Regions from separate parts of the Homo sapiens genome. Here regions 2 and 3 are each linked to region 1. A link is a loop called in an ENCODE intact Hi-C map of the cell type or tissue named here. Cell type or tissue: right lobe of liver. All regions are shown on one strand.

What was found. A loop is a pair of places that touch in the nucleus more often than their neighbours do. Peaks named below come from ENCODE experiments on the same cell type or tissue, not always from the same donor. Only the 100,000 strongest peaks of a DNase experiment are listed, where the experiment ranks them.
Region 2: it touches region 1 in a loop (3-fold over the local background); 86 of 110 quality-filtered maps call a loop at or near these places.
Region 3: it touches region 1 in a loop (3-fold over the local background); 93 of 110 quality-filtered maps call a loop at or near these places.

What each region holds. Positions count from the first base shown.
Region 1 is chr17:36,624,566-36,632,565 of GRCh38, reverse strand. It overlaps a transcript of MRM1 not described here. Among named protein-coding and RNA genes, the nearest start is that of MRM1, 27 kb to the right of the region's middle. RefSeq lists an enhancer at 5,262-5,762. In right lobe of liver, CTCF peaks have their summits at 3,121 (motif pointing left) and 6,507 (motif pointing left); DNase peaks (open chromatin) are centred at 3,105 and 6,465.
Region 2 is chr17:37,028,111-37,036,110 of GRCh38, reverse strand. It overlaps AATF (apoptosis antagonizing transcription factor), which reads right to left. Exons shown (of 12, transcript NM_012138.4): 11 at 4,426-4,497. MIR2909 (microRNA 2909) reads right to left here and starts at 2,366; the gene lies at 2,298-2,366. In right lobe of liver, no CTCF peak of the experiment used is centred here; a DNase peak (open chromatin) is centred at 4,170; H3K27ac peaks cover 1,236 bases.
Region 3 is chr17:37,047,685-37,055,684 of GRCh38, reverse strand. All of the region lies in intron 11 of AATF (apoptosis antagonizing transcription factor), which reads right to left. LOC105371753 (a long non-coding RNA gene) reads left to right here and starts at 2,523. Exons shown (of 3, transcript XR_934717.4): 1 at 2,523-3,430. RefSeq lists an enhancer at 7,087-7,587. In right lobe of liver, a CTCF peak has its summit at 7,861 (motif pointing right); DNase peaks (open chromatin) are centred at 3,624 and 7,864; H3K27ac peaks cover 510 bases.

The sequences.
Region 1 (8,000 bases):
TTGGACAGGCTTGGACTCACAGTTGGAGGCACCTGACACAGATTATCCCATGAAGGTTGCATGCCCACCCCACAGGCTAGGTCCTCTTACCATCCCATCTTGCCCCAGACACCCCCAGCTAGTGAGGATTTGAACCCAGCCTGGCCAAGTCCAACACCCACTCTCTTTCCACTCCACCACACTGCTTCCTACTGCCCCTTTCCTGGGGAAGAGAGGTTAGAAATGGGTATATGGCCGGGAGCTGGCTCTCCTGGCTCTTTGCTTCTTCATCCTCAGGCCCAAGCTGCACCCTGCCTGGCTCCACCCCTCAGTCAGCTGGTTGGGGAGATGGGGCTGGGGAGCCCTGGGCACTAACAAGTATTCATGCAGGTAAGCAGGTACCAGGAGCCAGGAGGGGCACATCAAAAACCTCTAGAACAGGCCAGGTGTGGAGCTGTAATCCCAGCACTTTGAGAGGCCAAGGCGGGCGGATCACCTGAGGTCAAGAGTTCGAGACCAGCCTGGCCAACATAGCAAAACTCCGTCTCTACTAAAAACACAAAAATTACCCAGGTGTGGTTATTTTTCCCTGGGTTGTTCTGTAGCTTGGCAGCAGGAATTAAGACTAACAGGAAAGGGGTCAGTTGTGGAGAGGTGCATGGAGAAGAGGATGTTGGAAGAGGGGAGCAAGGACCCCCAACCTCTGCAGACAACCTTGCCCAGCCCAGAGTTGAGGTAGGGGGAAGGGTTGATCCCATCTCCATCTCTGAGAAAGATTTATTTCTTCACTTCCCTAAGGTCTTTGGAGAAATGCTGCAACTCTCAGCCTGGCCCTCATCTCCACACCTCTGCCAGCACCTCAGTTCCAGCCCCAGGGCTCCAGGGACAGACTCCTAACATGAACTGCCAGGATACCATATATCCATCCATCTGACAGCTTACCTGAGCTCAGACGGCCTGCAAACTGGCAGGACAGGAGGGATGCCCCGCGTTTGGTGTGCTGAGTGCCTTTGTGTGTGTGATCTCATTCAAGGTTCCCAACTCTGAAAGCAGACATGATTAGCCCCTTTCACAAAAGGAAGCAGAGGTCTTAGTGACTTGCCCAAGGTCACATGCCTAAACAGGGACACAAACCCGCAGGAAAGATGGAGCACAAATGCTGGGGTCTCTGATAGTGGTGCACACATGCACACATGTGCACAAATACATGCACACATGTGTACCCCAAATCATTTAAATGGACCATTCCCCTCTGTGTGTGATGTAGTTTACAGATCCCCTGTGCTCCCATGCATTATCTCAGTTGGTTTAACAACAGGGTCCCGTGGTAACAGGCAGGGCAGATGTCATGAACCCATTTCTCAGATAAGGAACCCAAGGTTCAAAGAGGGTGAGCAATCTGCTCAAGGTCACAGTCTCCAGAGCTTTGATCACAATAATACTGACAAACTCCACCTCCGTTCACGTTTGTTAAATGCAGGAGCTGGGTGCTAAGCACCTTCCATGCATCTAACATTCATGGTCATCCCGTGGGGGAGACATTGTTATTATTCCCATCTTACAGATGATGAAACTGGGACTTAGAGGTGTTAGATGATATGGGGCAGCCACATAGAGTTAAGCCCCAGCCAGCCTGATTTTTACTCCAGGAAACTCGCCCAGGACGGGAAGCTTATTCACCTGGGCCCCCGAGTCCCAGCACCTAGACCAGTGCCTAGCCCACATGAGGTTCTCACTGAGCGTTTGTGGAACATTTGTTAACCAAATAAATCTGCCCCCAATGCCCTTACCCTCAACTTCCTCCTCCCAGACCTTTCCCTGCCCATCTCCTAACTCCTCGAATGTCTCTAGCGAACCATTCGAGACCTCTCCCCCAGGAGTCGAGGGTTACAGACCCCCTCAGTCCCTGCAATGGGACCGGGAAGTCAATTCACCACCTCACTCTCCTATCCCTATTAGCATTCAGGGATTTGTAGTTTGTCCTTAAGGTTCTCCCTTGCCTCAGTTTCCGCCCCTGGCACCAGATGTGAGGGAAGTAGGCAAGCAGACTGCTGGAGAAGAGGTCCCCTGAAAAGCCCACCCCTCTGCTTTCTTGTCCCACAAGCAAGTGCTGGGGATTTCCTTTCTTTCTCTCTAGATCCCGCAGAGCCCCAGACAACGGACGAGACAAAGAGCGGGCAAGCGGAGCAGTCAGGCCCAGCTCCAAGGCATGCATTTCCAAACAGGGAAAATGTGGACATCTGAGGACGGGGTCTCTCAAGGATACTCCCCCAAGTACAAGGTTTGGAGGCCCCTTTTGGAACACTGCCAATTCCAGCTGCCTCCACCCCCAGGCACCAATCACTCAACAGCACTGAGTGTTTACTGGGCCTGCAGGCAGGGAAATAATGCAAGATGCCACTTCCGCAAACTGGCAGGACAGGAGGGATGCCCTGCATTTGGTGTGCTGAGTGCCTTTGTGTGCATGATCTCATTCAAGGTTCCCAACTCTGAAAGCAGAAACGATTAGGAAGCAGAGGTCTTAGTGGCTTGCCCAAGGTCACATGCCTAAACAGGGACACAAACCTGAGGCCTTTAGGTCCTGTGCCTGGGTCTTGCTCTCCAAGCAAAGCTGATCCTTCAGTCACATCTGCCAAGGCTTCCTTTCCTACCAGCTGCAGGCATTGTAAACAAGCCCCCATGCCTCTTACCCAGCCCCCTTGTCCAAGGGCAAGGCAGATGGCCAAACCACTCCTGGGAGACCCCAGGTCTACAGCCCTAGGCTTTAGTGGTCAATGAGAGGACAACCTTCCCCAGGCCCTTAACTGGCTGAGGGGTGCCGGGCTGCCCCACCAGGGCCTGCTGATGTGCCCCCCCCCACCCCATCCCTCCCCTCCAGCTGCCCTCTGGTCCCTCTGCTCCTCCCACTGCCCCGCTTTCAGCCCCGACCCAAGAATGACCAGGAGTCACGGGTGGAGGAGCAGAGTTCCTGGTCCCCAGCCTGGCTTCTGACATCTCCGGCGCCCCTTGGCCTACCCTAGGTCGGGGTGTCAGGTCCAGTGAGACCAGCCTCCCCTCAAAGCCATCCAGCCCTGCCCTCTGGCCACTAGGCAGCCACATGCTCAGAGGATTGTCCAATGTCAGAGCGCCATCTAGTGTGAATGATGGGCACTGCACCCCTGCCTGCCGCCGCAGCTCACCCACTTGGCAGGACCTCTCATGGGGGTGGCCGGGTGCAGAAGGGGAGACGCCCTCAGACTCACAGAGGGCGCCAAATCTAGACTTCTGACATAGTGTCCAGATGACACTTTTCCTCCAGTCATGGGAGAGACCCTAGAATCCAGCGAGGGCAGTCCCCTTGCAGTGTGAGAATGTAGGATGACACTGCCTGCAGGGCCCTGTCACTATTTGAAAGGCTTAAAATGACCTTTCGAAGAGCCTAATCTCTTTGCACTATTTTGTGTGCACTGGTGAAAAGTAAACTTTCTAAATCGGCCATAATTTGGGTGACCTCTTTTTGGCAAATCTTAAACAAGAGCCTCAAAGAACAGGGGCTAAGGCATTGTCAGACCCAGAAGAGGCCCCACCGTGTGCATGAAGCCTGCACTCCATGCCTTGCTCAATCTGTTTCATGGGTCTCTCTCTCTCTCTTTCTCTCTCTCACTCACTCTCCTCTCTCTCTCTCTCCATCCTTGATCAGCCTGATGGAGTCAAAAGACCACTAAGTCCAGGCAGGGAGGTCAGGCTGATCTGGGTTTGAATCCTGGCTCTACATGAGCTGTGTAACCTTGAGAAATTCACTTGAAATTTCTAAGCCTTACTTTCCCCATCTGTAAAATGGGGTTGTGATGAGCATTGTGTGAAATAACAAGTTTGAAGCACTCAGCAAAGTGTCAGCTGCTTATCAGAGGCTCAGTAACTGCCAGTCTCATCCTCCTCATCTCTCTCAGGGCCTCCATCGCTGAGTCAGTGTCTCTCTGGGGGTCCGCTTCTGCAGCACCTGGCACAGGGTCTCCATCATTCTCTTGGTCTCGGAGCACTGGCCACACTGCACCTTGCATCTCACACTGCATCCTGCATGTCCATTTTCCATGGTTATATCCATCTACTCCCACCCACCTGATCCATGACTCGGAGCTTCCTAGGGTCTCTGTTTCTCTCTTCTTCCCCTCCGGAAGCCCAGCCCAGTTTTGAGCCCATGGCAAGTGTGTATCTGCCTGCAGCTGAACTGAATGTTCCCAGGCACAGTTAGAGAAGCCTGTTCTGCAATCCAGGAGCTGAACCAACACATGTTTCTAGCCCTGCCAAAACATACATTTTGGCCAGGTGCAGTGGCTCGTGCCTATAATCCTAGCACTTTGAGAGGCCAAGGCCAGAGGATTGCTTGAGGCCAGGAGTTTGAGACCAGCCTGAGCAACATAGGGGGACCCAGACTCAAAATATATACATACACATTTTCTCTCTCAGTAAAATGGTATTGAAGCTCCTGACTTGCACAATTGTTAAAGGGATTAGAGAGAGGGCATTTGCAAAGGCATTCATAAAGAGTATAAAACACAGTAGGCCCTCAAAAAATAGAACTTATTACTATAACAGCTAGGGAGGCCCTGTTGATGTTCAAAAATATGTCCAGGCTGGGCGCAGTGGCTCACACCTGTAATCCCAACACTTTGAGAGGCTGAGGTGGGCAGATCACTTGAGGTCAGGATTTCAAGACCAGCCTGGCCAACATGGCGATACCCTATCTCTACTAAAAATACAAAAAAATCAGCTGGGCGTGGTGGCGTGTGCCTGTAATCCCAGCTACTCGGGAGGCTGAGGCAGGAGAATTGCTTGAATCCAGGAGGCGCAGGTTGTGTGAGCCAAGATTGCACCACTGCACTCCAGCTTCAGTGACCAAGCTGGTCTCAAAAAAAAAAAAAAAAAAAAAAAACAGTGTCCAAAGAAGACAGGATGAGTAGTATAATCTCAATTGTACAACTTCAAAAGAGACACCAGGGCAAGGAGGCAGAAGGCAAGAAGGGAATGGTGGGACACGATTAATATTGGCCAAGATTATAACCCAGTCAGGGTCTCGTCAACAATTTAAGAGTAAGGCATCCCACAGGCCAGGGGTAACCAGGTGGAGAGAATCCTCTTTCCACCGGATAGGGATGGGAAACAGGCAAAGCGGGATGGGGAATGAGAGGCGAACAGCCTCTTTATTAACACAATTATTTTATTTGCCGAAAGGTAATCATCCTAAGTGAGGTCAACGGCGGCTGGCACAGGACTGGCCCTGCAGGCGGCTGGGCCACGTTGCCATGGTGACGGAGCCCGCTCACTTCCAGCAGCTGCAAGGGCTGGAGAATCCTGAGGAAGGAGACCCCAGGTCTCTTTTCTTTCCCCCAAAAGGGGCTGAAGGAGACCTGCAGGTGTTTGCATTCCCCGTCCCAGCCCCCAAGAGACAGACTAAGAGCCCCTGGGGAAATGTCCCAGCCCAGGTTCGCAGGGGGTCCATCCTGGAGCACAGGGGTCTCTGCGGGCATCATCTCATTCTGTCCTACAATAACCCTGTGAGGAAGAGGCTACGCATCACCTGACCATTTCACAGAAAGCTGTGGCTCAGACTGTCCGCAGATGCGCAGCATGTGGGGATTTGGGGGCTGGGGTCTGAGGCCTGGGGCACCATTTACATTTGCCTCAGAGTCAGGGCTGTGACAATGACAGAATTAAACCTACATCTTGAATAATCAGAAAAACTGATGTGGAGAAAAACACACTCACCCGGCAGTCAGAAAGGCCTGGGTTCGAGTGTCAACCCTTCCCCTTACAGGCCACGTCACCCTCAGCAAATTTGCTCTAAGCCTTAGTCTGTCCAGAGCATTCTGCACCTGTGACTTTCCAGTCTCTGAAAGACAGAGCCATGATCAAGGTGTGCTTCCCCATCTGTAAAATGAGCCAACTCAGTTGGGTGCAGTAGCTCACACCTCTAATCCCAGCACTTTGGGAGGCTGAGGCAGGCGGATCACTTGAGGTCAGGAGTTCGAGATCAGCCTGTCAACATGGTGAAACCCATCTCTACTGAAAATACAAAAATTAGCCAGGTGTGGTAGTGGGCGCCTGTAATCACAGCTAGTCAGGAGGCTGAGGCAAGAGAATCACCTGAACACGGGAGGTGGAGTTTGCAGTGAGCCGAGATCACGCCACTGCACTCCAGCCTGGCAACAGAGGTAGACTCCATCTCAAAACAAACAAAAAAAGCCACTCAACCCTGCCCTGGGGACCCAGAACGTCAACAGTGACTGGGAAACTCACGCACTACACAAACAAGAGCAGCTGGCTCTGTCATTTCACCCAAATCTTCAGGGATGGCAGCTCTGCAGAAAAGGGACACAACATGCACTGTCCCCAAGTCCTCCAGCCCTGAAGTCCAGCGGTGAGGATGCCAGGCTGGAAGTCCAGGGGACAGCATAGCAGAGGCAGGATGGGTCCGGGGGCGGGGAGGGGAAACGCAGCCAATCCTGGGGCCATTTTGCTTGTGCCCGCAGTGTCTGTCGCCCTCTGGTGGACGCACCTGACACAGACGCAAGGAACAGCTGTGCAACCAGAGGGAATTCAGGTTGGGGGGTCGGCGGGGGGGCATGGCTGGAGGAACTAGGAGCATCAGGGGAGGCTTTAGGGGGTGATGAGATTTGAGCTGGGCCTCCCAGAAAGTGGCTGTGGGGAGGGAGTGGGAGGGAAAGCATGTCAGAAAATGGAAATTGATCCAATAAAAGCCTACAGATTGTCAGGTGTTGTGGGAGTTTGGGGAACAGGGCATCATTTGGGTGGGTACAGCAAAGGGACTTCAAGAAGCCCAAAAGGGGCCGGGTGCAGTGGCTCACACCTGTAATCCCAGCACTTTGGGAGGCCAAGGCAGGCAGATCATTTGAGGTCAGGAGTTCAAGACCAGCCTGACCCACATGGCGAAACCCCAACTCTACTAAAAATACAAAAATTAGCCAGGCGTGGTCGTGGGCACTTGTAATCCCAGCTACTCGGGAGGCTGAGGCAGGAGAATCATTTGAACCCAGGAGGCGGAGTTTGCAGTGAGCCGAGATCTTGTCACTGCACTCTAGCCTGGACAGAGTAAGACTCTTTCTCAAAAAAAAAAAAAAAAAAAAGGAGGAGGAGGAGAAGAAGAAGAAAAGGAGAAGGAGGAGGAGGAGGAGAAGAGGAAGAGGAAGAAAGAAGACGAAGAGCGAAGAGGAAGAAGAAAAAGAAGAGGAAGAGGAAGAAGAAGAAGGCGAAGGAGAAGGAGAAGGAGAAGAAAGAAGAAGAAACAACCAGACTGGGGCCAACTGTGGACAGTGTTGACCATTATGCTCTGTACTTTATCGTGGAGGCAATAGGGAGTTATTGAAGGTTTCTGAGCAGGGGTAGGCCATGATAGGATTTACATTTTAGGCATATCAGGTGGAGAGAGAGCAGAGGTGAGGAGCCTACTGGAACTCACTCCTCCAGCACATTGTTACTCACTAACAAGAGCAGCACTTCTGACCTCGCTGGAGACTTTACAAAGCCTTTTTCTTACCTTTACACACCAGACTTCAAGCTAGGTGGGTTCCCTGACTCAAGCAGCTTTGGGGTGAGGTGAAGCTCTGGGCTCTGGTTCCCACCCCAGCTTCCTTCACGTCAGCATCCTAGCATTGATTAAAACAGTGTGCAAGTCCACCTGAAGGGTGGAGGGGTGGGGAGCTGGAAGGAGCAGGAGTGGGGAGGGGAGGGTGCCCATGTACTCAGAGCCTGCTCAGTTCCTAGCCGTTTCCTGCGCTCCTCACTGTGAAGGAATTATCCCTATGCTACAAGAAGGAAAACGAGACCTGGGAAAAGAAGAGCCCAGGACCCCCAGGGCCGGGACACAAGTCTGGGTGTGTCTGACCCCAAAGCTCCTCATCCCAAAAGCAAGAAGAGAAGCAGGCCTCAAAGAAGCCACACCCCTCATCTCTGAAGGAGACGCTGAAGGCCCCTGTCCTATCCAGCATCCCCTCCACCAGTCACAGCAGACACCGGCCTCCTAT
Region 2 (8,000 bases), 400 kb before region 1:
TATTTTACCACAATTAAAATTAGTGGAGTGTGGTGGTGTGCATCTGTTAGTCCCAGCTACTCAAGAGGCTGAGGTGGGAGGATGGCCTGAGCCCAGGAATTGGAGGTTGCAGGGAGCTATGATTGCACCACTGCATTCCTGCCCAGAAAATACAGTGAGACCCTGTCTCAAGAAAAAAAAAATAATAAATTCATTGAATGATTTTACTGTGATTATTTAGTTTGGGTCATTTGGATTTTTTATTTTTCTACAAACAATACTGCAATAAAGATCCTTAACACAAATGTATTTGGCAACTATTAAAGACTATCTCCTACAAGTAGATTTTTCTGTGTTAACAGACACATTTAAAAGTCAGAAACAGGGCCAGGCATGGTGGCTCACGCCAGTAATCCTAGCACTTTGGGAGGCCGAGGCAGGTAAATCACCTGAGGTCAGACTGACCAATGGGAGGCTGAGGCAGGAGAATTGCTGAACCTAGGAGGTGGAGATTGCAGTGAGCCAAGATTGCACCACTGCACTCTTGCCTGGGCAACAGAGCAAGACTCCATCTCAAAAAAAAAAAAAAAGTTGGAAACACAATGTCAAATAATCCTCCCAAAAGATTTTGCCAATTACATTTCCAAAAACAGTATGCAAAGGTGCATTTTTCCTTACACCATCAACACTGGGTATTACTAATCCTTTTAATATTTTCCAACTGAATAAGGACAACAAAAAGGAGGGCGTGTGTGCATGGTGGTGCACGCCTGTAGTCCCAGCTACTCGGGAGGCTGAGGCAGGAGAATCGCTTGAACCCAGGAGGCGGAGGTTGCAGTGAGCCCAAATAGTGCCATGGCTCTCCAGCCTGGGTGACAGAGCAAAACTCTGTCTCAAAAAAAAATAATAAAAAGAAATCTCATTATATTAATTTGCATTTCTTTGATTAGGTTGAAAGTGCTTATGGTTTTTGGCCCTTGAAATTTTTCTTTTTTGATTTTTTTTTTTTAAATGGAGTCTCATTCTGTCGCCCAGGCTGGAGTGCAGTGGCACGATCTCGGCTCACTGCAAGCTCCGCCTCCTGGGTTCACGCCATTCTCCTGCCTCAGCCTCCCAGTAGCTGGGACTACAGGCGCCCACCACCACGCCCGGCTAATTTTTTGTATTTTTAGTAGAAAAGGGGTTTCACCGTGTTAGCCAGGATGGTCTTGATCTCCTGACCTCGTGATCCGCCCGCCTCAGCCTCCCAAAGTGCTGGGATTACAGGTGTGAGCCACTGTGCCCGACCTTCTTTTTTGATTTTTAAGTCTTCTTGTTGATATGCTGTGTCCATTATTGTTATTGGGATATTCTTAGACATTTGTAAAAACTCTTTACATAGTAGAAAAATATGTCATCTGCTGGAATTTTTTTGTTCAAGTTCATCATTTACCTATTAACTTTGTTTTTGATGTCTTTTTCAATGTGACTTTTATGTAGTCAGGTCTATTAATATTTTACCTTTTAGTTTCTGGCCCTGTGGTCATTCTTATAAAGTCCTTCACTACCTTGAAATCAGTTTAAAAAATTCTCTATGCCCCCGGCACACCAAGAATGACATATGTATAACTTAGGAAAACCAAAAGTATTTACTTGAGGAAAAGTAGCATGCAGTGATATTGATATTCTAACAATTATGAAAGCTTCCTATTTGTGGTGTACAAATGGGACACAAAATAGAATGGTACTAGGTTACTTCCACTTTTGTTTTTCCACTAAAAAAAAACAAAGGAGGATAAGCTATTACTACTTCCTTCTTACTTAAGATAAAGTTAACAATACCTACTGGCCCTAAAAATTTTGATACTAGGAGAGAGAGCTAGTTCCTATTTACTGTACCCATAGTTAATCTGGCCTATTCAAACCATAAAGCTTGAGCAGTTGATATGGACACGTCTCCCTATCCTTAGGAAACACAATGAGAATGGTGCGCACTTTGGTAAAAACAAATGTTCAGTTCTCCAGCTACAAGACTATTATTCCATTCCTTAAGTAGCTAAACCAGCTGGAGAACAATGCTGGTAATTAGGAATCAGTCCACAAGGGATAGCCCTTTCTCCTTATAAATGTCACAAGGACTGTCACCCAGCAAACACATTCCTAACCCCTTCTCCCTTGCTTGCTCTACCTGGAGTGGCAACATAACACAGTTCTGGCCAATGAAATACAAAAAGTTTGCTGAAGGGAATTCTGGGGAAGGTTTTACTTTTCTGATTAAAAACAAACAGGTATGGCTGGCACAGTTCTTTCCTCTTCTTCCTGCCTTGAATGCATGTTTGATGGCGTTAAGTTGCAACAGCCATCTTGGGACCACAGGGGAAAGACCAAGAGATGTTGGCCCTAACACCACCGAGAAGCAAAAGCCATGGACAACAATTGCCTACCACCCCTAGAATTATCCTGTCACAAAGATGAACTTCCATTTCCTTATGCCTCTGTAGTCAGGTTTTATATTTTTTATAGGCCATACCCAAATTAATCCTAATAGAGTCATTTTCAAATAATTTTTATGTCTAGCAAATAGTAGACCTTCAAAAATTAGGAGTTAATATTGGTAAGATTCTGGAAAAACTAAGTACACCTCAAGGGATTCAAGTAAAATTCCAACTAAGAATGGCATAAAGTTGATTTCTGAATGATTTCATAGTACTATGATCAAAAGATACCACTAATATCTAAACTAGATTTCATTTTATGCCTGGGATAATAACGTAACCTTAAAGGGTTTGGTTTAATTTTCAAAATCTAGTTTTGCTTTCTTCTTGATATAATTTTTTCACAGCATCCTGACAGGGAATCTAAGATGCACTCACTTTACTCTGCAATTTTTAAACAGACTGGATCCAGAAATGAACAAAAAACCATGGCCATATCTAGACATTCACTTGCAAAGCACAGGATAGCAGATGTGGTCACAAAGCCAGACACAAATGTACTCAGAACCATCCATAGGCTGTTTTGTGCTCAAAGTACTGAATAAACCAAATAAAAAATAATAATAGTATTTGTCAAAATTTGCAGATCTCATACTTTCAGACAAGGAGGGGAAAATCTGATGGCATTTGGTAGCAAACAAAATACTCTAAAATAAAAAGTTTATATGTAGTTTGAGGGATAAAACTGGCAAAAACCACCTGTGCCTATGTTATGACCAATAATTTCACTTGGTAAATATGTTTAAAAATGCTTCTCATAGCATTATTTACAATGATGACAATTAAAAGCCATTTAAATGTCCAACAATCAGTGAATGGCTAAATAAATATTATAACAATATTATTTCGTCATTGAAAAATTTTAATTATTTTAACGACATGAAAATGCTCTCAGTATATAAAACATTTCCTGAATATAATTTCAATATAAAAAAGAAAAACAGGAAAATACTGAAAGGGAACTTACAAAAACTGAAATGAAATGCTGTAAGATGTTAAAAGTGGCTGTCTTCTGTGTAGGTGTGAGTGTATATACATACACTTCCCGTCTCTGCTGACAGGTCTAGAAATAGCAATACTCACTAACAAGGAGCACCCCTAGTACCTAGATCTTGGTTTCTAAATACCACAATCCACTAAACAGAGCCAGGGCTCCTTCAAGAAAGACTGATTTCAGGGCTGGAAGATGGAAAGTCTAAGATGAGCATTAAACATCTTCTTGTGCCAGAAAGTAAGGAAGTACTCAAAGATTGACTGAAGACAACTTTGAAGGACACAAGCCAGTTTGACGGCACTTCCACTATCTGGGACAATTTTAATATCAAAATAAACATAACTCATTGAATAAAATAGGAAAACATGAGTCCATATTGATATAAATGAATAAATAAATGGTAAATAAATGAGGGAGAAGAGGAAGCTCTTCATTATAGAATGCCAATTAATAGATACAGAAGAAACTATTATTTTAAAAAGGTTATCCCTGAACGGTAATATTATGAGCATACACTTTTTTTCTGTATTTCTCTCGTTTCAGCTTTATAAAATAAGCATATACATCTTTTGTAAAAACACTCACAATCCCCAACAAATACAACATATGCACATCTCCAGAGCACTCACTAGAGCCACTTTCAAAAGGAAAGCATATGCACAACAGCCCCAAGTACAAACGGCAAGAACATGGGCCACCTGCCCTGTCCTAGAGAGCTCACATGTCCCAGGGCGCTGGGCTAAAGTTCAAAACAAAACAGGAAAAACAAACAAACCACCAAAGGCAGCACTGAAATTTATGCAAGTTTTTGGTTTGGTTTTATAGTAATTATGAGGGTGAAGAGATGTGACCCTTACTGCGATGCCAATGACAAATGGTTAACTGATAAGAAGAAATGGAGAGGGCGAAGGCTGTAGAGCAGGTCAATATCAGGCTGTCATGAAGCCATTTGAGACACATAATTAATCTATTACTCACCTGGCATCATCATTCATTGTAGTATGGTCAATAGGTGCCATGAAACTCAGTAGCTTGCTAAGGACATGAAACCTAAATAAAGCAGGAAGCAACAGGCAGCAACATTAGTAACTATTAACCTAGGAGAGGAAACACATTCAGTGAGTTAACAAACTCCAGAACTGATCACTGGAACATCTGGGTACAAAGTGGGATAGGGAAAAATTCATAGGCACTTACCACTGTCATTGGGATGACCAACTACAGTCATCCCATGGTATCTGTGGAGGAATGGTTCCAGGACTCTCTATGGATACAAAAATCCACGGATGCTCAAGTTCCTTATATAAAATGGCATAGTATTTGCATGTAATCTACACACATGCTCCCATATACTTAATTCATCTCTAGATTACTTAAAATACTTAATGCAATGTAAATGCTACGTAAATAGTTGTACAATGTATTGTTCAGGGAATAATGACGAGAAAAAAGTCTGCACTTGTTCACAGGTACAGACATTCCTTTCCCCATGCCTGAATATTTTCAATCTGTGGTTGGTTGAATCCACTGATGTGGAACTCACAAATATGTAGGGCTGACTGTACATTTTTCCCTTTTTCCCTAATGCTACAGGAGAAAAGTCTGATAACAGTATACTGTAAATGACAGTTCAACACAGATTCATTTATAGTACAGCCCCAAAAAAGAACAGGTACACTTGTGCTTTTGAGCAATATACAACCCTTAAACATTATTCCAGACTAAAGACAATGAGGAATTGACTACCTCATTTTCTTCCTCTACATATATCTTAAGCATTTTTCATTTTAATAGATGTCACAAAAGCCATCTACTGGCAGCAGCACAGGTAGTGGTACAGTATCTGAATGCAACACCTCACCAACACCACACACACTGCCACTGGTTCCCCAAGGCAGAAAAGGGGTCTGCAATTCCACGTCATCTCCATGCACTAGATCCAGGGGGTCTTTCATTTCCCCCACCTTTAAATGGAGAAACACAACTGAATTCACAGTAAGTTTGATTCCTAGATCTTCAGTCTAGGTACTATGGAAGTTTAAGTTATATCACCTACATTTCCCACCAAATGGAAAAAAAAATATTTTGTATGATGTGTTTGAGATGCTCTAGAAAATATATGACCTTATACAGACCAAATCATACCAAAGATAATTCAAAGGGGTATCCTTTTCTACTCATTATAATGTGCCCTCTCTATATACATAAAATAAAATTCTAACCCAAAAAACTCTACTAGGGCAAAACACTATCCATAAAACAAAATGTGGTATTTTCATGTATTTAATACATAATATTTTAAAGTTTTAGGAACATTTTTACACATATCAAATAATTTAATTATTTATTATATCACCCACAGCTCAGCCTCCCAAAGGTAATTCTTTATCTCAACAAATGAATTTTACAAGAATAATACTGGTTAAGATTTTTCCTATTATACAAGTAATAGAGGCAGGGTGTGGTGGCTCATGCCTGTAATCTCAGCACTTGGGGAGGCTGAGGCAGAAGGATTGCTTGAGACTAGGAGTTCAAAACTAGCCTGGACAACATAGTAAGACCCTGTCTATACCCCCACACCAACCCAGAAAAAAAGTAATACAAAAGGTATAAAATACAGAAAATTGAAAAAAAACCAAACCACACAGAAAACACATACAGTTGGCCTGGCGCAGTGGCTCATGCCTATAACCTGAGCACTTTGAGAGGCCAGGCAGAAGATCACCTGAGCCCAGGAGTTCAAGACCAGCCTGGGCAACATAGCAAGACCCCGTCTCTACAAAAAGTAAAAACAACTGGCCAGGCACGGTGGCTCACACCTGTAATCCCAGCACTTTGGGAGGCTGAGGGGGGGCAGATCACCTGAGGTCAGGAGTTCAAGACCAGCCTGGCCAACATGTTGAAACCCCATCTCTACTAAAAATACAAAAATTAGCCAGGTGTGGTGGCACATGCCTGTAATCCCAGTAAATAGGGAGGCTGAGGCAGGAGAAACCCTTGAACCCGGGAGATGGAGGATGCAGTGAATCGAGATTATGTCACTGCACTCCAGCCTGGGCGACAGAGAGATTTTGTTTCAAAAATAAAACAAACAAAAACCAAAAAGTAAAAAAACTGGCTGGGTGCAGTGGCTCACGCCTGTAATCCCAACACTTTAGAAGCCTGAGGCGGGTGGATCACCTGAGGTCAGGAGTTTAAGACCAGCCTGGCCTGCTAACACGGCAAAACCCTCTCTCTACTAAAAATACAAAAATTAGCCGGGCGTGGTGGTGTGTGCCTGTAATCCCAGCTACTCGGGAGGCTGAGGGAGGAGAATTGCTTGAACTCAGGAGGCAGAGGGTGCAGTGAGCCGAGATCAGGCCACTGCACTCCAGCCTGGGTGACAGAGCAAGACTCTGTCTCAAAAAAATAAATAAGTAAAATAAAAAAGTAAGAAAACTAGCCAGGCACGGTGGCATGTGCCTGTAGTCCCAGCTACTCGGGAGGCTGAGGTGGAAGGATTGCTTAAGCCTAGGAGGTTGAGACTGCAGTGAGCCCTCCGGTCTGGGCTTTGTAGCTCAGGCTGGAGTGCAGTGGTGTGATCATGGCTCACTACAGAGTATGAGCTTATCTAAAAAACAAACAAACAAAAAATCCCACACACAATCCTTCTACCTATAGACAATTGTTGTTACGTTTGTTTCACATAATGATCCTTATATATATATATATTCACACAATTTTGAATGAATTCTTTTCTCACCTAGCCTTATAAGCAATGTCCCATAAACAATTTATAAATAGCTGCATATAACCGTAGGAACAGAAGTACCCTATTTTCATATTTTTGAACACATACATTGCTTCTAATTCTTCACTTTTTGTTGCTGTTGTTGTTGTTGAGACAGGGTCTCACTGTCACCCAGGCTGGAATGGAGTGGTGCTATCTCGGCTCACTGCAACCTCTGACTCGCAGGTTCAGGCCATCCTCTCACCTCAGCCTCCTGAGTAGCTGGAACTACAGGAGTGTACCACCATGCCCAGCTAATATGTGTATTTTTAGTAGAGATGGGGTTTCACTATGTTGCCCAGGCTGGTCTAGAACTCCTGGACTTGAGTGATCCACCTGTGTTGGCCTCCAAAAGTGCTCGGATTACAGGCGTGAGCCACCATGCCCAGTCTAATTCTTCACTTTTTATAAAAAAGGCCTCTATGTATCCTTGTTTTTTTGTTGGTGATGTTTTGTTTTTTTGAGATAGGGTCTTGCTTTGTTGCTCAGGCTGGAGTGCAGTGTGCGATCACGGCTCACTACAGCCTTGACCTCCCAGGCTCAAGCCATCCCCCCACCTCTGCCTCCCAGCCCCGACCACCACCAAGGAGCTGGGACTAGAGGTGTGCGCCACCATGCCTGGCTAATTTTTAAATTTTTTTTTTTGGTAGAGAGAGGGTCTTGCTATGTTGTCCAGGCTGGTCTCAAATTCCTAAATTCAAGTGATCCTCCCACCTCAGTCTCCCAAAGTGCTGGAATTACAAGCATAAGCCACTGAGCCTGGCCAATACATAACTCTTAGATG
Region 3 (8,000 bases), 420 kb before region 1:
AAGGCCCAGCCGGTAGCCCTCACAGAGACAGGGCAGGCGCACACAGGGCTGAGGTCATGGGCCAGGAGCCCCAGAAGAAATCTACACCTGCTCGGATATTCTCAAGATGGAACTCAAATTCCAGCCTGCCGTCTTGTTTTAAAAGTGCTCTCATCATCTGAGGGTCAGCATCGGCACATCAGACTTTAAAAGCAAAACCAAAAAACCCCACCTTTCAAACAGCAAGGCTTCAACACAAAAAACTACTGGTCTTTTTTTGAAGTCACCCTACTATAGTTATGGATAGGAATAAAGGTACTACAATTAGGAAATCCAACAAAAGGAATAGAGTATCAAAGCTTTAAAAAAGTCAAAAGAAAAACATCTTAAGGAAGAACTACAGAAGCCACAAATGTAAGCTAGCCTTATCATGTTGGGGACCGCGGGAGGGACAGGCAGTGAAAGTGCAGGCCAGAAAACAACAGGCCTCCAATTTTATTACAGGAATTTTATCCCAAGAATGTGCTGGTGCCTTCACCCTGAACTACCCAGCAGACCCCTAGGCCACAGACAAAGGACACAGCTTCCCCCTTGGCTCCACCCATCTCTTCTGCTCTTCTGTTACACACATCCATGTGACTAGCCTCAATCAGCCCAGACGAAGCCTGCCAAGGTGGACGGCAGCCCCAGACCAAATGCAAACCCACGGCTTCCAAATCAGCAGCTCCGTCACACGGATACTTCGGTGCCCAGGGCAGGCTCCACTTCATCACACCATGGCCTGCCTATTTGCCAGTAAAGACAAGTCTCTCTAGCTGTTTCCACACAAAAAATTAAATGGCGTGAAAGGGAGAGTTGCCATAACAAAAGGACAGTGTGACTTTAGGACAACAACGTCTGATGAGAAAGAAATGCAGAGGCGCGAGGCTAGCCCTTCACATCATACCCTTTCCAGCCTCGCCGCGCTTGCCTGCACCAGACCCCATCATTACCACTGAGCAAATGCTTCCACTCTGCGCGCAATATCAGTGCAACGCCTGGGCCGAAGGCAGCAGTTACTGTCCGCAGCAGGGTTCACGTGTCAGGAGCAGAGAGTGAAATGCTGAAACCCATGTTTTCATAGAACATCATTTCACACTCAGGTGGGCAAAGCTGACAAACATATGCAGCTGTTCATGGCAAAGCAACCTGGGAAGCTGAGTGGTCTGGGTTCTTAAAATATTTTCAGAGAGAGAGAATATCAATAGGGGATTATTTCAATCTAAAAGTCCCCAAGCAATTTCAACTTTTACATCTTCCTCACCCACTATCACCAGCTGGTGACCGTTTTTACCTTCAAAGCATCTCAAACTTCACAGCTCCTCCAGGCTTCCACTAGGTCAGATCTCACCGTTTCTCATGAAGCACACAGCAACAACCTCCTGGCTGACTCTTCCACTCCCTTCTCTGAGACAGACAAAGCAGACCCTCCCTGGGGCCCAGGAGCAGCATGGGGATGAAGATCCCCGCCCCACACGCCCCCCACCAGCCACCCCCACTGTAGATTCCAGCGGTTCAGCTTGGCCTCAGCCCTTCCTCTTTCCAGGTCCTGGCTTTGGCTCCTGCCCTGAGCAGCTGGGTGGTACAGGGAGGCACAGCCCTTCCTCCCTCTTTACTAGGTTGGAGAAGGTAGGGTTGCACATTTTTATAACGTTTTTCACAGTAAGTTTAAATAGTTACAAAATATATAATGACCAGGATGTTGTGAAAATTAACTTTTGTAATGCCTGCAATGGAACCTACATGCCATAATGATTTGATACTCATCGTTCATTCAAGTAACACATAAACTATTTTTTTTTGAGATGGAGTCTCGCTCTGTCGCCAGGCTGGAGTGCAGTGGCGCAATCTCGGCTCACTGCAACCTCCGCCTCCCGGGTTCAATCGATTCTCCTGCCTCAGCCTTCCAAGTAATTGGGACTGCAGGTGCGCACCACCACGCCCGGCTAATTTTTTATTTTTAGTAGAGACGGGGTTTTACCATGTTGGCCAGGATGGTCTCCATCTCTTGACCTCATGATCTGCCCGTCTTGGCCTCCCAAAGTGCTGGGATTACAGGCGTGGGCCACACATAAACTTTTTAACTTGGACATTTTATAGCACCTTTTTCTTTTTAAATTTTATTTCCACCTGACTTTTCCCTACAGAGTTTTGTCCTAATATAATGGTTTCATGCTTGAATGTCTTTTATCAATCACCCTTATCATACTTCTTGGCCACATTAGTCTGTAAATAAAAGCACTTTTGAAATTTTTAAAATTCAAAAAATTGAAATGAAAATATTTTAATTGTTTGACATTATAAGGCTCTAAGTAGTTTAAAAATGTTCCTCTGGATTATTATTAGGATATAATCAATATATAATAATATGATATAATATATCCTAATTTTAGTGAAAATTTAGTATTCATACATGTGTAAAATGTTATTAGAAATGCATCCCTTAATGATATGGATGAGGCTTTTCCCTCCATTTGTTCATGGATCCATGGAGGAATATTATTTATTGCCAGAATGAAGGAGGGTTCAGCATCAATTCTACTCCTATTTTTTTGTTTTTTGTAGACATAAGCACTGAGAAATGTTGTCATATAAACAAGCAGATAGGAATGACAGAGTTCTGGCATAGCAATGCCACTTGATTCTTTTTGCTCTTTCTGAATTATACAGCACACACAAAAAATCGCACAGTGACTCGTCCCCAAACATTAGTCCTAACGGTCAACCAACTGCCAACTCAATTCAACTCGTGTTCTCCAGCGATTCTGCTGGAAGTGAAGACCCAGAAACCACCCGGCCTGCACAGGGCTTGTCCTCTAGTCCTTAGGCGTTTGCTTTCTCAATCTCTGTACCCATATTTCCAGCTGTCCTTGGGTTTGAGGCCCTGGAGGTTTTCCTGTGGCAGCCCGAGGTCCATGTCACTTTAAGGAGGGGCTCGAGGGAGGCTTTTCAAGGCCAGAGAAGGACGAGGGTAAAAGGACAACCTAGCCCTCCAGCACAGGCCTGCTCTGGGGCAGACAGCTTTAGGAAAGAGCGTACGTCTGAAGACTGACTCCTTGACTATCTGTGTCTACCTTCCCCTTGGAAAGTCTCTGCATACCCCAGTGTGAAGACTGAGCCACAGGGTGCACTGAGCTCTTCCTCCCTCAAACCTAGGCAGGTGTCTAGGTGCTTAGGGAAAGGCAAAGACATCTGAAAAGAAACAAAACATGTCCACAGCCCTTACCCCATCCCAAGAAAAACTGCAAGTAAAGACGAGGCTACAAAAAGGTGCCACTGGACAGAGGGCCAGACCGCCTTCCACTGCATAAACATTTCCCCCCGGCTGCATCTTCCTAACTGGGATTTAGCCATGTGGAGAAGCTAAACTATCAATCCTCCAGGTTAACCTTGTTCCATCAGATTCTCCAGGGTAAGTGTGTAGTTTCATACCTGAGGTCCCCTTAAGGCTATGCATAATCAACTTTTTAAAAAAACACATAATTCCTGCTCCCCATCACATTAAGAATCAAGATGCAAATCACTGATCTGTAATACCCCCACCCCCCAGCACACACACACTCATGGTCAGTGGGAGTGTCCACTGTAGACAATGCGTTCATGCTGGTATCATGCAGGGGAGCAGCCTGCGGAGTAATTAACAGGACTTGGACCTGAGGTAGAAGGTCGATAGCAGGGGCTCTTCCTTGAATTAAAATTTAACTTACCCTTTATTGCAAACTACAAAAGCAAGTAATGAGCACTAACATTTTTATTTCTTTTAAACTGTCATTAAGCTGTAGAGGGGATAATTACCTATCTCTAGTGCAGTAAGGTTTTATAACCCTTAGTGAGGCATTTTCTAATTTAATATTTTTACTATATTATCTTAAAACCTGTTTCTAGAAAAAAAAATGATCATGGATTAGCCGCCATTTTCCATAAAGACAGAATGTGCGTGTGTGTGTGTGTGTGTGTGTGTGTGTGTGTCTGTCTGTCTGTCTGTCTGTCTTAGGATTCGGCTTATTTATTATGTGATTCTTCTGAAGAGACTTAAAGTATGCACATTGTAGCTAGCTGTGAACTGCAATCACTTGAGTGGCAGGTAAGGTTTTAAAAGCTCTGAGTGAAATGGGGGTGTATGTGTATGAGAATGCAGCCCCTCACCGATGTGTGGACCCAAATATGTTCCTTTCAGTTCCACATGTGCACTCACCCCACCACAATACAGATCACTGTCTTTCACGATGTCACTTGGGCAAACAGTACAAAGGAGCATATTAAACCTGCAAATAATCTGTGTGGGGCTTTCAATTTGCTAGGTCAGTAGCTTGCAGCACTGGGGATTCTGAAGGAATTGTACCATCCACTCTACAGAAAACCACACTCCTCCTACACTGGCCCTGGAACCCCCAGGCCTCCAAGACATCCCTGAGCTGTACCTACCCACAAAGACAGGTGGACAGCAGAGAGAACACAGCCATTCCACTGCTCCCCGAAAAAGCCTGTGCAGCCTCCCAAAGCGCATCATGGTCTCCGAGCAAGTATTATGTGCCAGTCTTCCAAAGGAGCTGGCGGAGACAATGCTGCTGCTTTCCAGACGAAAAGTGACTCATAGGCCAGGTATGGTGGCTCATGTAATCCCAGCACTTTGGGAGGTTGAGGTGGGAAGACCACTTGAGCCCAGGAGTTTGAGACCAGCCTGAGCAACACAGTGAGACCCTGTCTCTATTAAAAATAAATAAATACATAAAATGATACACATAATTTGCCTTTGACTAATTAAAAATTGTTCATTTGTTGCTTCTTAGGAGTGGGGGGTCTCCCTAAATACATAAGACACATCCCAGAATGTCATGGCCCTTCCTTCCTTTCTAATCCTCTACCTCTCCCACACTGCACACAAAAGTGCTGTAGCATTTGCTTCTGCCTTAACTCAATCCCATACATACATTGCAGAATCAAGGGAAAAGAAGAAAGCACACGGCAGGCAAGTCGGACAAAGGGTTCCAATCATAGCAGCACTCACGGCTAGCAGGGTCTGGATCCGATCTGAAACCCTACAAGTAGAGTCTGCCCAGATATGGTCAGTCAGCACAGAGATTCACACACACGCCTGCTCTGCACAGACCAGCGCGGTCACCAATGACAGATGTGTGCTTTTAAAATTATTGGTGATGTACTGATGCTGCCTTTTTTCACGTTTGTCTTTGAAAACAATTTGCTTAGTGTGGTGGAAGCTTAAACATGTACTAGATGTATATGATTCCTGGCCTCAAAACCTAACATACTACAGGTATAATCAATTAATTAAAAATATTTGAATGCTTATTTGAACTTTGTTAGATTTTGTGGAGGTTCACAAAGACATGAAAGGCACAGCAGAAGCTAGATCGGGAAGGTGAATACATGCAGTAAGTGTGTCTCAGACAAACCACTCCATTTGGGGAGACACACAAACATTCTTCCTCCTGCTGAACCCAATTCTGTCATTTTAGGACTTACAGCCATGGGCTCTTGTCCCTCTAAAGCCAGAGAGAAGTAAGGCTGACTACTATTCCCTGTGGCAGCACTTCAACTATTTGATGTCTTCTTCTAACTAAATCTGTTCTTTTCCGGGTTCAGCGGCCTCAGTTGCCTCCATTCCTCCTGTGACCGAGTCTGCTTGCCATCCTGACTGCACTCCTATGAGCCCTCCATTTGCCAAAGCTCCAAAAGCAAGGTCTCCAGAACCCGCAGCCCTCGTGAGCCCAAAGCAGGTGGAGCAGGACTCCATCTCTCCTGCACTCTGAACACATACTTCTCTCTCTGTCTTCCCAAGGCCTCCACTCTCTTCTGTTCTATCTATCAGTATGCCCAGGGCCTCCCAAATGTCTGCGGAAAAAGATGTCTTGCCAATTATCACTTGGCACATGCTAACGGCACCAAACAAAGGGATCCTTCTCCAATAAAGCACGTGCCTCCATTCTGATTGCCAGAAACCAAAGTAGGCCAAAGGGCAAAGGCTACTCACTCCTCCATTTTCCTCTTAAAAATGTCTACAGACCACAGGACAGCAGCTTTCCCTTTTTTTTTTTTTTTTTGAGACGGAGTCTCGCTCTGTCACCCAGGCTGGAGTGCAGTGGCGCCATCTCGGCTTGCTGCAAGCTCCGCCTCCCAGGTTCACGCCATTCTCCTGCCTCAGCTTCCCGAGTACCTGGGACTACAGGTGCCCGCCACCACGCCTGGCTAACTTTTTTTTGTATTTTTAGTACACACAGGGTTTCACTGTGTTAGCCAGGATGGTCTCGATCTCCTGACCTCGTGATCTGCCCGCCTCGGCCTCCCAAAGTGCTGGGATTACAGGCGTGAGCCACCGCGCCCGGCTTGGACAGCAGCTTTCTTTTCTTATATACTTAGAGAAACCAGCTTAATAGAAATCTTGAATAGTTAAATAGAACAAGGCGAATGCTTTTATATGGCATAGAGCATGGTATCACAAATGCAGAGGGGCTGGAAGGTGCTGTCAGAGTTGGTTCTGACTGGCTCAGGTCCTTACTGGGTCTAGGACCTTAGGTAAATTACTTAGCCCCCTGAATCTTAGCTTCCTCATCAGTAAGATGGTGACAATATCTTCCTTAAACATACTGTTTTTACAGCACTAAGCAAAGTCCGCATTGCATAAATGGCATCGTCATCTATGATCATGAGAAATGGAATGAGACAGAGCAACATGCTGAGGACCTGTGTGCATGCATTACAGTTGCTCCCAACCAACACGAGGGACTAAATGGCACCCTCCTTTCATCATTCCTTTGCTTTCCCCGACCCAAATTCATCCTACTCGGTATCAGTGACTTTACAAATGAGAGAAAGATATTTGAGAAGTGTCTCTATGACCTAAAAGGAGAAACATACTGATCCAAATGGCAGGCAATCGCCCTGTGCTCTTTGGGGCTGTGTGGTAGGGGCAGCCCTATGTATGTCACGGGAATGGGCTCAGACACAGGTGACATGCATTAGAACTTAGCTCCTCAAGGCTGGGCGCAGTGGCTCACACCTGTAATCCCAGAACTTTGGGAGGCCAAGGTGGGCGGATCACCTGAGGTTAGGGGTTTGAGACCAGCATGGCCAACATGGAGAAACCTCGTCTCTACTAAAAATACAAAAAATAGCTGGGCGTGGTGGTGTGTGCCTGTAATCCCAGGTACTTGGGAGGCTGAGCCGGGAAAATCACTTGAACCTGGGAGGCGGAGGTTGCAGTGAGCCGAGATTGTGCCATTGCACTCCAGCCTGGGCAAAAGAGTGAGACTCCATCTAAAAAAAAAAAAAAAAAAAAAAAAAAGAAAAGAAAAACTTAGCTCCCCAAGAAGGCTGGATTGCTGGGAAAGTAATCCAAGTAAAAAGACACAGTGCTGATAAGGAGTTAGTATTTAGTCAGAATGACACAAAAATCACTATAGTAGAAAACTTAGGATTTCTGAATACGGCCAAAAAGTCGGTACTTACTCTCCCTCACTCTCCTCTTAACATCCCCCAACAACCCAAGGAGGATCACAGGCTTCTCTCCTGAAATCTCATCATAATTCCATACCAAAAAACAAACCAAAACTGAACAACAACAAAAACCCCCATAAAAAAACCACAAAGCAGAAGAAAGGAGGTAAAGGGGAAAGAAAGCAGTCTTCTTTCAGCTAAGACTTATTTCTTAACAGGATCAACTTAGCAAAATAAGAATGACTCAGAGACACCCCTTATCTATCACTAATTACCTAAATCTAGATACAAGGCAAATCATGTCCAATCCGACACTAGCTGAAACTCTTCACAAGGTTCCAAAACAACAAAACCGCAGCCGCCCGAATCTGCCACAAGGTGGCAGTACACGACTCGTTTCCAAGTGGACCCAGCCACCAGTCAGCGGAGCCCATAAATTACCCCGTGTGTCTGCTCTCATCACCATCCTCCCCAGTGCTTGAAGGAGACTCTAGAAGGTCTGTTCCAATTCGTTCTTTTGGTCAGGT